Linked DNA regions of Homo sapiens: regions 1 and 3 are each linked to region 2. Evidence: chromatin contacts called from ENCODE Hi-C or POLR2A ChIA-PET data. All regions are on one chromosome and are shown on one strand. The core of a region is the stretch at or near the end of the contact, and the rest is flanking DNA. Distances in the headings are between cores, read along the strand shown. Region 1 holds the start of LIPE-AS1 (LIPE antisense RNA 1). Region 2 holds the start of DMAC2 (distal membrane arm assembly component 2). Region 3 holds the start of LNROP (long non-coding regulator of POU2F2).

Region 1 (4,431 bases), core at 1,818-4,317, 960 kb before region 2:
GGAGTGTAGGTGTAGCATCCCAGAGCCATAAAAGGTGGGAAGGACAGCACCTACTGATGAGGTTACAGGACAGCAAGGGGACAGAGATGACACCCAGGTCTGGCCATGGAAGCAGGTGGACAGTGAAGCTGTCTCTTCAATGGGAGGAGGCTCAGGTGTGTGTGTGACAGGTGGGACCTGTGGAGGGCCATTCTGGACATGGTGAGCTGGAAGGTCTCAGGAAGACAATCCAGGAGACAACAAGGGTCAGAAGTGCAGTCTGGGGCTGGGTGTGGTGGCTCACACCTGTAATCCCAGCACTTTGGGAGGCTGAGGCGGGTGGATCACCTGAGGTCAGGAGTTCAAGACTAGCCCAGCCAACATGGTGAAACACTGTCTCTACTAAAAATACAAAAATTAGCCAGGTGTGGTGGTGCACGCCTGTAATCCCAACTAACTGAGAGGCTGAGGCAAGAGAATCGCTTGAACCTGGAAGGCAGAAGTTGCAGTCGGCCGAGACTGCACCACTGCACTCCAGTCTGGGCAATAGAATGAGACTCTGCCTCAAAAAAAAAAAAAAATGCAGTCTAGGTGGAACCAAGGGACTAGAACCTTTCCAGGAAGCCTGGGCAGGTGGGACAAGCAACAAGAGGGCCAGGACAGAGACAGCCCTGAGGATCACACCCCTAGTAAAGGGGTGGGCGGGGGTGGGCAGTGGAAGGCAAGGCTGGCGGGTTCTAAGGAGCAGCCAGAGAGGGAGGAAGCTGCCCAGGAAGGAGGATGTAGGGTGAAGGGAGTTTCAGGGAGTGGACCAGGTCAGATGAGGATTGAAATGTTACCCTCAGGTGTCAGCAATGAGCAGGTGACCTCAGTGACCTTGTCCAGAGCCACTGCAGGGTCATGGCCGTTAGGCAGCCAGACATAGTGGGTTGAAGAGGGAGTGGAAGGTAAGGGATTGAGCCAGTGGGCGCCACAAGAGAGCCTGATACAGGGCACATGTGTTTAGAGATGATGGACATGTTTGAATGCTGGAGGAGTGGGAGAGACTGAAGATGCAGAAACAAGAAAGCCGTTTCCTCACGGGGTGCGAAGCAAGGGATCCTCAGCTCAGAGGTCCTCGTTCACCCAGCAAGTGACTTCTGAGTCAGGGCCTGTGCTGGGGCAGGGAGCTGTAGCCCAGAACTCTTCCTGAAGGTCCAGATCCACTGGCCTGAGTCACCACTCTCCTTGTCCAACTCATAGAACCCCTTGGTCACCTCTGTCAAAACAGTCACTACCCATCAACCTGCTCCTCTTTTCCTGTCCCCACCTCAGAGATGGCTCCACTGTCCTCCAGACTAGAGCTCTGGGTCTCATGCTGGACAACCCCTTGTCCCATAGCCCATCAATCCCCACTTTCTGTTCTCTCTGCCTCCTGAATCTCCTTATTTATTTTTCTTTCTTTCTTTTTTTTTTTTTTTTTTTTTGAGATAAGGTCTCACTCTTGTGCAGGTTGGAGTGCAGTGGCACCATCTTGGCTCACTGCAGCCTCGACTTCCCGGGCTCAAGTGATCCTCCTGCTTCAGCCTCCTCAGTAGCTTGGACCATAGGCATGCACCACCACACCTGGCTAATTTTTCTTTTTTTTTTTTTTATTTTGAGTCTCACTCTGTGGCCCAGGCTGGGGTGCAGTGGCGCGATCTCAGCTCACTGCAACCTCCCCGTCCTGGGTTCAAGCAATTTTCTGCCTTAGCCTCCCGAGTAGCTGGGATTACAGGTGCCCACCACCAAGCCTGTCTAATTTTTTGCATTTTTAGTAAAGACAGGGTTTCACCATCTTGGCCAGGCTGGTCTTGAACTCCTGACCTCGTGATCCACCCGCCTCGGCCTCCCAAAGTGCTGGGACTACAGGAGTGAGTCACCGCGCCTGGCCACACCTGGCTAATTTTTTGTAGAGATGAGGCTGTCACTATGTTGCCCAGGCTGGTCTTGAACTCCTTGGCTCAAGTGATCTTCCCGCCTCAACTTTCCAAAGTGCTGGGATTACAGACACGAGCCACAGCACCAAGCCTTGCCTCCTGAATCTCTATCTTATCCCCTCGGCCTCTTCCCTGATCCAGGCTCCACTCTCTCCTACCTGAATCCCTGCCAGAGCCACCTCCTGGGCTACTGGCTTCCAGTCTCATTCCTCCAGTTCTGGACCAACTATGACCTTGTCCTCCACTACTCTCAACCCTTCCATGGCTCTCCACTACCCCCTCACCCTCAGGACAAAGTCCAAGCTCCTCAGCCTGGCCTCTGCTCATCTCTTCGGCCTCCTCCAGCCTTACAGTTCCCCTGCTGGCCATACAGACTTGACTGGCCTTCCGCTTAGGCACCTGCACGCAGTACTGCTCCTGCATGCCTCCCTGTCTTTGGTCACGCTGAAACACCCTCCCCACACCCATTTTGCCTGGCATCTCCACTTTGCCTGGCACCTTCTGCTCCTCCAAGATCCAGCTCCAATGGCCCCTCCCCTGGAAACCCTTTCCCGACCACGCCAAACTCAAAAAAGTCTCTCCTGGGCTCCCACCGTCTCCGCACACCCATGCCCATCAACGTCCATCCTCCCATCTGACCCGGGCTCCTTGAGGGCACGGCCCAGGCCTGACTCATCTTGGTCACCAGCATCGCCCAGCACGAGGCTTGGCACACCAGAAGCCTCAGGAAATGTTTGTCTAACTAATAGGTGGGAGAGTGTGTGAGTGAGTGGCTAGACGAGGGAATCCGTGAGTGAGAGAATTGAGGGCAGGAAGGGCAGAACGGATGAAGGAACAGGAAGGCAGGAGCAGACGAGAATCAGGCTTAGGGTGGGAGGAACGGATGGATGAATAACAGATCCAGTATCCCGGTCTCAGTTTCTCCAAGAAAGCAAGATGGGTTCGCCGGGACTGAGCTCCTCCCCCCTCCGCCTCAAGCCTCACTAAGCCTCACGGTTTTCCACCCGAGCTATGTGCAGAATCCTAATACTAGGCGTGCTGGAAAGGGCTTACCCGGCCAGACTCGGAGAACCCGTTCCCTCGCGAGCCCGCTCGGGCCTCTGCGGAGTGGACCAGGATTCCGATCCCTCAGGTTCCGGGTCTATTGGCCGACTGACTGGGCCTGGCAGAGACTGGCGTCTCCGAAAGCCTATCGCTGCCCGAGTTGGGCTGTGGGCCCCGCCTACCAGGCAAAGGGTCCTGAGTGGCCCAGGGAGGTAGAAGGCCGAGTGTCCATTGGCTGGAAGATAGTGACTGACGTCATGGATAGCTTTCGCCGCCAGACTCCAAAGAAGCGCCTCGCGTGTCGGACCCGCCTCCGGAGGGACTGAGTCGGGGTGGGAGCCCTGGGCGTAGACGGTCGCAGAATGGTCGTGAATGGAGTTTCTGGCCCCACATACCTAGGCTGTTTGCTGACCCGATCCTTGGGTCTTGAGGAAGGTTGGGGATTTGAGAGTTCAGACTCCTTGGTTCTGAAGGAGGAGAAGTCTGGGACCCGAGGAAGGAGGGACTAGGGGCCCGGACTCCTGGGTCAGAGGGAGGAGGGGGCTGGAAACCTGAAGGTTTGGTGTCTAGGAGCGGGAACTCCGGGATCTTGAGTCACTCGCCCGCCCAGGGATGACAGGTTTGGGGTTCAGGATTTTATGAGGCTATTTATGGGAAGGGAGCCAGGCCTTACCCCCAGGCAAGTGTTCTGGGTAATGAGGCGGAGCTTGTAATGGAGAGGGAGAAGGAAGAGGCTCAGGGGAAGCTCTGGCCTGGATATGCCCTTTCCTCATCCCGAAAAGGGAAGTCAGAGGCAGGTGCTGTCTGCAAAAGGAACCCAGAGCTAGAGGAGACTGGAGACTCACGTGAGACTAAGAGAAAAATAGAGATACCAAAGGGGAGATGGCAAAAATAAAACAGTAATAATAACAGAGCTCTCTTGTACTGAGTTTACTGTGGCCTGGTTCTGTGCTGAGCATTTTACATAATTATCTCATGTCTTCCTCGCCACAGCTCTGAGAGATTGGATTATTATTAGTAGTATTATCCCCAGTTTACAAGTGAGAAAATTGAGGCCTAGTGAGGGAGAATCCAGATACAGATGTAAAGATACAAGAGAGACACAAAACATAGATGGAGATAAACAAAGAGTTACAGGCCCAGAGAGAAAAAAGAAAACGCAGGCAACAAACAAAAGGAGAGGGGCTGAGAGCTGGGACTCCTGGGGCTGGGGAACTGGAGAGCTGGGGACCCGGACTCCTGGGTCCTGGGGAAAGCAGGTCCAAGGATGGGGTCTCCCAGATATTTTCTCCCGTGAATCCACGATACTAAGCTTGTCCAACCCTTCTGACTGTGGGCGTGAGCCTGGTTGGGGTCGAAAATAGTGATTAGGAGGTGCACTTGCATCATGAGCCTATTAGGAGGTGATAAGAACATGATTCATGGCGGTCTCCTTCGCCTGGAAGGGACC
Region 2 (4,901 bases), core at 1,685-4,184:
TCCACCTGCCCCCCACCACCACTTCTCCAGCCTCTCCTCAGCCTCCATTTGACCTCTGGCTTGCCCATAGCTTGGTCCTTGCTTGTCCTCTTGGCACGGGTCATCCTAGGGCTTTCCCACCAGTGTGCCTTTGGGGGCAGGAATGGCTCCCAGGGGCACCAAGACAGCAATCCCTTAGCTGGAGTGCCTGTGTCCAGGCTGCTGGCCTAGGGCCAAGCAGCCAATTCTGCTGACCCTGGACTTGCCTATGGGTATATTATCCCTGTTGAGGGTGAGGGCTTCTGCTGTGGAAAAGTCTGGGAAGCACTGCAGGCCTCTCTCGGCCTTGGACCCTTCCTTCAGACCCAAGGTGCATATATATACATATATATAATGGTAGATCACGAGGTCAGGAGATCAAGACCATCCTGGCCACATGGTGAAACCCCGTCTCTAGTAAAACACAAAAAATTAGCCGGGCATGCTGCCGCGTGCCTGTAGTCCCAGCTACTCGGGAGGCTGAGGCAGGAGAATGGTGTGAACCCAGGAGGTGGAGGTTGCAGTAAGCCAAGATCACGCCACTGCATTCCAGCCTGGCGACAGAGCAAGACTCCATCTTAAAATAAACAAATGAACAATATATATATATATGTATTTTGTTTTTTGAGACAGAGTCTCGCTCTGTCATCCAGGCTGGACTGCAGTGGTGCAATCTTGGCTCACTGCAACCTCCGCCTCCCGGGTTCAAGCGATTCCCCTGCCTCAGCCTCCTGAACAGCTGGGGTTACAGGTGCACGCCACCACACCTGGCGAATTTTTGTATGTTTAGTGGAGACGGGGTTTCACCATGTTAGCCAGGCTGGTCTCAAACCCCTGACCTCAGGTGATCTGCCCACCTCGGCCTCCCAAAGTGCTGGGATTACAGGCGTGAGCCAACGCGCCCAGCCCCAAGTCCCTTTTACCATAGAAAGTAACATAGTCACAGTGCCCAGGGATTCACAGGTATGGGGAGAGGGTTCGTTATTCAGCTGCCACACCCACCTTCCTAAACCTGCTGCCCTTCCAGTTTCCTCACGTGCACAGCCACGCCCGTCTGCTTTTAGTTTCTCAATCTGTTGGCTTAACCTTCAAAACAGGCCCAGGATTTGAGCACTTCTCACCATTCCCTCTGCCCCATCCCCATTCATCTCTTGCCTAGACTGCTACAGCAGCCTCTTTTACTGGTCCCCTGCATCCACCCTTGCCCTCTAAGGCAAGGGTCCCCAGTCCCTGGGCCAAGGACCAGTACCAGCCCCTCGCCTGCTAGGAACTGGGCCGCACAGCAAGAGATGAGCAGCGGGTAAGTGAGCATTACCGCCTGAGCTCCGCCTCCTGTCACATCAGCAGTGGCATTAGATTCTCATAGGAGGCAAACCCTATTGTGAACTGTGCGTGCGGGGGATCTAGGTTGCCTGCTCCTTATGAGAATCTAATGCCTGATGATCTCAGGTGGAACAGTTTCATCCCAAAACCATCCCCACCCCACCCCCGACCCCCAGTCTATGGAAAAATTGTCCTCCACGAAACCAGTCCCTGGTAACAAAACGGTTAGGGACCGCTGCTCTAAGGTACATTCTCCACCTGGCAGAAATAATCTTTACAAAATGTAAATCCGATTTTGACACTCCCTTCTTCCCACTGTGAATAGAATAAAACCCTACCAGGCCTGCACCGTCAGCCCCTGCCCACCTCTCAACCCAGTCTCCTATCTCTGTCTGCAAGCTGGTTCCCACCTCAAGGCCTCTCTGCTCTAGAGGCTACCTCTCCCTGCAGCGCTTTTCCCCTAGATCTTTGAATGGCTCTTTCCTTATCATTCACTTCTACTTCAATGTCACCTCTTCAGAGAGGCCTTTGCTGATGGCCCTACACCCAGTCACTTTTTTTTATCTGCTTCTCATCAAAATTGCCTTGCTGATTCCTTTGTTTCTTATTCATCCTCTCCCACATCCATCCTCTCCCAGCCCAGAATGTTGACTTCCTGAGAGAGGGACTGGGTCTGTCCTGCTCACCATGGTAACCTCGGCATCTAGAACAGTGCCTGCCATCACGTGGTAGGTGCTCAGTAAATATTCTTGGAACTAATGAATGAATAATTCTATCCACAAGACTTCACAATGGCTCTTCATGCTGCGATCTAGCTTTCAACTCCAAACTGGTCTTGAGATCTCACCTCAGTCTCTAACCTTGACATCTAACCTCTTCACCCACTCTCTTACCTGACCCTAATTTTTAAAAATGACGTGGTCAGCTTTTCAGCCCCCTCATTCCCTGTTTTTAGGAGGTAGTGAGTGGAAGCTGGAAGAATAAGAAAGCTTGGGGAGACTGCAATTGCAGTCAGGAAAGAAAGGTACTCTGCCGGGAAGAACACCCCATCTTCTCCTAGGGAAAGATTGTGGAGTCCTGGGGTTTGTTTTGTTTTTCAATTTTTTGTTTTAAGAGACAGCGTCTCGCTCTGTCACCCAGGCTGGAGTGCAGTGGCGCAATCACAGCTCACTGCAACTTCGACCTCCCCGGCTCAAGTGATCCCCCCGCCTCAGCCTCGTGAGTAGCTGGGACCACAGGCGTGCACCACCACGCCCGGCTAACATTTTATTTTTTGTGGATATAAGGTTGCCCTATTTCTTTGTGGAGATAAAGGCTCCCCTATGTTGCCCAGGCTGGTCTCGAACTCCTGGCTTCAAGCGATGCTTTCGCCTCGGCCTCCACAAAGTGCTGGGTTCACAGGTGCGTGAGCCCGACCTGTGTCTCGTTTTGAAGCTCAGGGAGAGGGCGCTGTGAGCAATCCCTAAACCCTTTAAGAGTAAAAAGTGCGTGCACCTTTAAGAGGACGGTTAGAAAACGCGGGGCGTGGCCACAGGAGAATAAGTTCGCGCTGAACCAGGAGCGTGGGATAAGACCGGCCCCTTCCGGTTACGAAACCTTAGCAAGATGGCGGCTCCCTGGGCGGTAAGTGACCGGAGTTCCTAGAGCCCCAAATTTGAAGTCCGCTCTACAGCCTCCGCATTCAGGGCCTCTGTTGGCGGCCACGAGAGCAGAAAGCCGTGAGGCAGCAGGCTAAGCCTGGCAAGCCCCGTACTGGGAGTGCAAACCTGTGGCTAGTGGGGGCCAGGAAGGATCTGTGAGGGTCGCAGGCGGAGGAGACGCTTTAGCGAGCGAGAGGAGGCAGGGACTTGGCTGAGAGTATCCAATGGGGATGAGGGAGTGGCTGCCGAAGAGCGACGCGACTAACCAATCAGAGGGAGGGATGACACAAGGAGCTAATGGACAGGCAAGGGTGGGGCCTGTAGGATAAGAGAGCTTGGAAGGGATTGTTCGAGGATGTGGGATTTGGTCTTAGAAGACCGAAGGATGAATGTAAGGAAAGTTAGTGGGAGATTGACGAATTTTTACAGAAAACTCAAAAGCATGATGGGTGGGGGAACCAAGAGGTCAATTTGGAGGTTCTAAGGGCATGATCTGGGTGAAATTAAGAGGAGAATTTGAGATATTCTTTCAGAGGATTTAAAATCAAGGAATGAATTTAGGGAAAATTAAAGAGGTTGGCAGCTTTAAACTTTTGAGGAAAATAAGGGTTTGGGTAAAATTATCGAGATAATTTGAAAAAAAAAAAGAATTTGGTTAAAGCAAAGAGAAATTGGGGTAGATTAAGAGGAGACCTTGAAAGCAAAATTGAAGAGTTTGGGGGCTTCTTCCCATTGGCCACACCCCTCGACTTTCTTACTCTCCTCTTCAAAGCTCATGCTTTTTATACCCTTCTCGGTTCAGGGGTGTCCAATCTTTTGGCTTCCCTGGGCCACGCTGTTCGAAGAAGAAGAATTGTCTTGGGCCACACATAAAATACACTAACCATAACTGATGAGCCAAAAAAAAAAAAAAAAAAATCACAAAAATATCCTCCTAATGTTTTAAGAAAGTTTGCATGTTTGTGTTGGGCTGCATGCAGGCGGCGGGTTGGACAAGCTTGGTTGGTTTTAGGGATTGCTCAGAGCACCCTCTCCTTGAGGTTTGGAGATAAGTTTTTAAGATTATATTCTGGGGAAAGAAAGAAGTCATTTGGGAAGACCCCAGCAGAAGAATTGGGTAATTAAGGGGCAAATCTGTGGAAAATTAAGAGGTCAAATAATGCAGGTTTTGAGTGATAAGGGTTTGGGGGAAAGTTAGAGGAAGAATTTAGGAAAATCAACAATATATGGCTAGTCGAGAAAATTTAGGGTTCACTAAGGGGAGGAGGAACTTGGAAAAAACATGGGGAAATTTTTGGAATCTCAAAGACAGTTTTGAAGTTTTGAAGGAAGAACTTAGGGTGAGTTGGGAAGCAGAGGGATTGAGGTTCATGGAGCAAGAACTGGGGGATCCAGCTCTGTGTCTCCCAGGAGGCTCCAGGCTCAGCTCCTTTCCTCTCCCCCTCCCCAGTCCCTGCGCCTGGTCGCCCCCATGTGGAATGGGCGTATCAGGGGCATCCATCGCCTGGGTGCGGCAGTGGCCCCAGAGGGCAATCAGAAGAAGAAAAGGACAATACTCCAGTTCCTGACCAACTATTTCTACGATGTGGAGGCTCTGAGGGATTACTTGCTCCAAAGGGAGATGTACAAGGTGCATGAGAAAAATCGGTGAGAATCCCTGGTCTGCAAGACCCTGTGGAGACCCTGGCCCACCAGAGCCCAGGTCCTGTCCTTGCCATTCCCAGGCAGCACTGTGGCTTCCAGTGCCAGCCTTGATGTCTCTTGCAGCTCCATCTCCAGGCTGTACCCTTCTCAAGGACTCCAGCTCACATAGGCAGTTTGCCACCCACCAGCTCCACTCAGAGTCTAACTGGCATCTCAAACCTAACATGGCTAAAGCCAAACCCTGATTTCTCCCCTAAAAACATCTGCTCACTCCCA
Region 3 (4,869 bases), core at 278-2,777, 690 kb before region 2:
TTACTGCGTAAATGTCGCTTTGAGACAAGGCTCCAGTGTCCACTGCTACCAGGCTGCTGTCGGGAAGACCCTCATGTATAGAAATCCTGTGGCCAGTTGCTGTGTGGTCTGTGGATCTCCTCTGTGAAATGGCCTTTACGATACGGGATGTTGTGGAGTGTAGATGCCGGGAAACGGTCACCTCTCGTGTGCATATATGAGAACTGCCAGTCCTTCCTGTTGTGCCCACCTGCTTGCCTGGGTGTGTCTGGGTGCACAGGGCACGTGTGCAGTCAGGGGAGGGCACTCCTGTAGTTGTGCCTGTAGTATACCCTTTCTGAGTGTGCCTGTGTGTGAGTGGGTGCGAGTGGCCAGGAAGTATGCTTGGGCACATATGTGTAGAAGTGCCCTTGTGCCCATGGGTCCATGTGAGGGAGTAGAGGAGGTATCAGTATATGGGAGTGACCATCGTCAGCAGGGAGGGCTGGTGTTGGGGCCTGTGCACATAGATGTGTTCATGCACGTGTGTGTGCACACGTGTGTGTGTGTGAAGTGCTGGGGTTCATCTGTAGAAATACTTGTGTGTGTGAGGGTGAGTCCAGGCGTCTGTGCATGCACCTGTGGTTTAGGGGGCCCCCCAGCCACGGGGCGCAGGATGTCCTGCGGGGCCCAGGCGGGCATGTGGGGTGTCTGGAGACGCCAGGCAGCCCCACAGCCTCAGACCTCGGGCACCAAGAGGAAGAGGGCAGCGGACTCGGGCGCGCCTTTGTCTGAGCTGCGGTGCGCCGGGAGTCCTGCGCCTTTGTGTGACCCTCGCAGGTGTGCGAGCGGAGGTGTTGGGAGGGTGTTGGGGAGGGGAGCGGAGGGAGGGGCTCCCTTCTCCGCAGCCGGCCCCGCCCTCCGGCCCATTGGCTGGGCGCTGCCGCCCTCTGGCGGGCACGGAGGGAAGCGCTGAAATGGGAGCGCCGCAGCGCGAAGAGCCAGCCGGCAGCCCGGGGACCTGGTGCTCCCCTCCACTGGAGCCGCCTCGGGCGCCCGCATTTGGCCGGCGACTTATTGTAGCCCCAGGCCAAGTCCCCGACCCACCGTCCCCACTACCACTGCCCACGGGCACCACTTCCTCCCAATGGTGGCACCCAACAGCTCACCTGCAGATAGGCGCAGGGCTTGCTTGATCTTCCCTGCCGCGGCGTGCTTTTAAGCTTCAACGCTTCTTGGCTCTGGGCCTTTGGGAAAGCTACTGCTCACCTCTCTGATCCTCAGTCTTTTCATCTGTAAAATGGGGCAAATAAGAGTGACCACCACATTGGAGATGGCACCTGTCAAGAGTGAGGCACAGGGTCAGGCATCGGCAAAGCCCTCTCTCCAATAAGCTGCTGGCTAGTGTTTTATTGTTGTTACTGCTGTGGACCCACCTTCTCTCCCAGACCCCCATTCCCTGTTCCAGACTTGTTTGCCTCCATGGGGGCGACAGAAGTCGGGGGGCAACTGTTGCAGGCACCTCTTGGATCGCAGCCGTAGGAGTCGGCTCTTCCAGCCTGCTTATCCTCTGCCCCACTAGCCCCCACCCCCCAGCACACACACATGATTTGGGGTGGGCCGGGCTGCCGGGGCGGGTCTGTGGGCCAGGGTATTTTCCCTTCTGAAGGGGGCGGACCGGCCCTGTGGTTTCCTCCCTGAGTGACTTCCGGCAGGGAGGGCTCGGCCCCCAGAGAGGGTGGGGAGATGACACAGTTGTTCCCCCAGCCCTGGCGGGGCGGGCAGCATGGTTCACTCCAGCATGGGGGCTCCAGGTAAGGGGGCTGGTGCCTGTGCCACTGCTCAGAGGACAGGCAGCACATTTAGGTTTGCTCTGCGGGCCCTGCCTGCCCCTCCTCCTCAGCTGTCTCCATTGTCCTTCTCCTCTGTACTCTAGCAACTCCCTCTCTCCCATGCCGGGTCCCCGCTAACCCCCACAGCTCCTCTTTGCCCTCTCTTTCCACATCAGGCACCGGAACTTCCAACATCTTCTCTTCTCTGTTGCCCTGTTCCGAAGGGTCTGGGGACGGGAGGGAGGGAGCTGGGTGTTGGTAGCGGGCCCTCATGTGGAGAACCAGTGGGGTGGGTGACATGGGCAATCCTTGGATAAGGGCTGCAAAGGGATTGGAATGCCAAGTTGCTGGACTTGGGGGATGTCATTCCCTTTTGAGTGTGTGTGTGCACATCTGGTACAGGTGTGCGTGTGCATGTGTGTGTGCAGTAGTTCTGAGTGCTCTGAGTGGGACTGCTGTGTGCTTGTGAGTGTAGGGGGCTGTTGTGTGTGGCATTGTGGGGTGATGATTGCCTGGCTCCCTTCTTCACTTCATTCACCTCAGATGTCACCTCCTCAGGGCAGCCTTCCCTGACCTCCCCATCTAAACTGGCACTGATCCTGTCACTCTCAGTCCCCTCACCCTGCTTTATCTTTTCTTCACGGCACGTATCACTGCTGGGAATTTCATTATGTGTTTGTTTGTGTGCTTATTAAATGCCTTCTCCACCAAATGTCAGTTGGCTGAGTGAACATTGTGCACCAGGCACTGTACAAGGTGATTTATAGCTGTTGGCTCATTTAGTAGAATGTGTATATGTCTGTATGGTGATGGCTATCACTCAGCAGTGTTGATGGGAGTCTTAAATGAGGTAATACATGTAGCATGCTTAGCACAGTGCCTGGAACATGGCAAGCACTCAGCCCTTCATGCCTGTTTCATTTGTGGCTGTGTAGGCATGACCATGGGCATGAGTCTTGGTTTGGTGGTGTGTGCTGTCCTATATGCGCCATTGTGTGCGGGCACCCGTGTGTCCTCCACCAACATGTATCTATTGAGTAGTTCTGTGTTGGGTGTTGGAAGTACAGTGGAAAGGGTAGCTCAGGTCTGTCCTCCTGGAGCTCCCAGTTTATTGGAGAAGACAGACCTGTCACCAATGACAGTACAGACAGGTCAGGGCTGGGATGGGGGAGGTCCAGGCAGAGGGATCAGGGCTGGGATGGGGGAGGCCCAGGCAGAGGGGTCAGGGCTGGGATGGGGGAGGCCCAGGCAGAAGGGTCAGGGCTGGGGTGGTGGGCACAGGCAGAGGTGTCGGGGTGGGATGGGGGGACAAAGGTAGAGGGGTTGGGGCTGGGATGAGGGAGGCCCCAAGCAGAGGGGTCAGGGCTGGGGTTGGGGAGGCTCAGGCAGAGGGGTCAGGGCTGGGATGGGGGGACATAGGTAGAGGGGTTGGGGCTGGGATGGGGGAGGCCCAGGCAGAGGGGTCAGGGCTGGGATAGGGGGACATAGGTAGAGGGGTTGGGCCAGGACGGGGAGGTATTAGGGGATCGTAGGAGCCCTGAAAACATGTGATTTAGTTGGTAGAGTGTCAAGGAGGGCTTCCTGGAGGAAGGGGGTGTCTGAGCAGGGATATGAAGAATGAGTGGGTATGAGCAAGCAAAGGCGGTGAGGAGAGGGGTGGGATGAAAGGAAGACTATTTGCAGGGTGACATGTTTATTTGTTGAGGTGACTGTGTATGCAACTGTGTATATGTGTGTGTGTCCATACAGTGTAGACACAGAGATCCAGGGTGTCTGCTCCCACTGACTCGTTCCTCTCTGGGGTTAAATGGGGACCTCAGAGGTGCTGGGCAGTAGGCTAAACCCTTTACTTGGGATTTCTCACAGAACAGCCCAGTGTGGGAAGACTGGGGTGAATTTTCCCTGCCTGGACATGAATTAATACACTGTGTGGCTGTGGGCAGATCACTCACCCTGCCTGGTCTCAGACTCCACACCTGTGAACTGGGTTCAGAGGTCAGCCCTGGCCATCTTCCAGGATAAGGTGACTCTGGGTGTATGTGTGTGCACTTGTGTTTGTGTGTGTGACTCTGTGTGAGCATGTGCATGTCTGGGTGTGTATCTCTGGCTGGACTGATGTGACTTGGTGTGAGAACATGTGTAAGTACATGTGTGCGTACACATGTCTGAGTCTGTGAGTGACTGGGTGTAGTATGTAGGGGGAGGGTGTATGTCTGTGTTCGACTCCGGGTGTGTGAGTTTGTATACTTTTTACGTGTGTCTGGCTGGCTGTGTGTCACTCAGTGTGAGAGTGTGTGTGAGTGCATGTGTGTACGCACGTTTGGGTGTGTGTTTTGCATATATGCCCGTGGCATCATGTCTGGGCATGTGTCGTATCTGCAAACCTGTTCACATTCCTGTCTGGAATCTGTGCACATCTGTTTCTTGTATTGTGTTGGCCGGGGCCTTGCCTGGCTGTGGCCATGGGGTGTGTACTGTTGGCAGCTCTTGCCTGCTGTCAGCGCAGCTGTGGGGCCACCTCTCTTGTTGTGTCTGCTGCCTGTATCTCCATCCCTCCCTCCTGACAACTCAGAAATGTTCACTCCCTTGAGGCCACCCAGGGACAGCTGTGGGGTGGGGAGGGGTGAGGTGCTGCTTCTGGGGAGGACGGGGGCTCGGCCAGCTGGGCCCACAGAGGTTCCCGGCAGCACCAACCTGCCCACAGGGGCTCCCAGGCCATACCCCTAATTGAAGCAGGCTGCGGAGGCAGGGGACCCAGGGGACAGGACAAGTGGGGCCAGGAGGGGTGAGGGGCAGTCCTTGGGCCCTCTATATTTAGCCCCGTTTTCGGTAAGTGCTAACGAGAAGCTGGCCTAAGTCTGCTAAAACTGGCGGGGGGAAATGCAGAGGAGAAGTGAAAGTCCGGGGAGGGAGGAGTGGGAGGGTGGAGAGGACCAAGAGTCCCAGGCCTGGGGCAGTCGGGCAAGTGAGTGTGAGCTCAGGGCTGGGCAGCCCTGGTTGAGGGGTGTCTGACCTGAGGAAGGTGGGATTCAAGGGGCAACATGGCTCCAAGGGGCCTGGTAGGGCTATGCATTGCTTT

Evidence for each region. A loop is a pair of places that touch in the nucleus more often than their neighbours do. ChIA-PET counts read pairs that join two places held with the same protein, here RNA polymerase II (POLR2A). Pooled maps may share reads with other maps.
Region 1: a pooled map shows a loop between it and region 2 (5-fold over the local background). The contact joins the promoter of LIPE-AS1 here to the promoter of DMAC2 in region 2. A Hi-C loop is called at or near these places in 1 of 50 pooled maps. POLR2A ChIA-PET finds 5 or more read pairs at or near these places in 2 of 52 experiments (CD8-positive, alpha-beta memory T cell and H1).
Region 3: a pooled map shows a loop between it and region 2 (4-fold over the local background). The contact joins the promoter of LNROP here to the promoter of DMAC2 in region 2. A Hi-C loop is called at or near these places in 2 of 50 pooled maps. POLR2A ChIA-PET finds 5 or more read pairs at or near these places in 3 of 52 experiments (H1, RWPE1 and naive thymus-derived CD8-positive, alpha-beta T cell).

The regions. Positions count from the first base shown.
Region 1 is chr19:42,395,784-42,400,214 of GRCh38, reverse strand. It overlaps LIPE-AS1 (LIPE antisense RNA 1), which reads right to left and starts at 3,067. Exons shown (of 3, transcript NR_073180.1): 1 at 2,991-3,067. It overlaps LOC101930071 (a long non-coding RNA gene), which reads right to left and starts at 3,087. Exons shown (of 2, transcript NR_126041.1): 1 at 2,991-3,087. RefSeq lists enhancers at 1,999-2,682, 2,683-3,366, 3,221-3,380, 3,401-3,540.
Region 2 is chr19:41,437,945-41,442,845 of GRCh38, reverse strand. It overlaps DMAC2 (distal membrane arm assembly component 2), which reads left to right and starts at 2,934. Exons shown (of 6, transcript NM_018035.3): 1 at 2,934-2,964; 2 at 4,432-4,628. The coding sequence starts at 2,947. RefSeq lists an enhancer at 3,030-3,199.
Region 3 is chr19:42,129,287-42,134,155 of GRCh38, reverse strand. It overlaps LNROP (long non-coding regulator of POU2F2), which reads right to left and starts at 1,527. Exons shown (of 3, transcript NR_038332.1): 1 at 1,395-1,527; 2 at 1,128-1,251. POU2F2 (POU class 2 homeobox 2) reads left to right here and starts at 1,710. Exons shown (of 15, transcript NM_001394376.1): 1 at 1,710-1,772. The coding sequence starts at 1,745. MIR4323 (microRNA 4323) reads left to right here and starts at 643; the gene lies at 643-711. RefSeq lists enhancers at 439-488, 4,159-4,268 and a silencer at 769-1,028.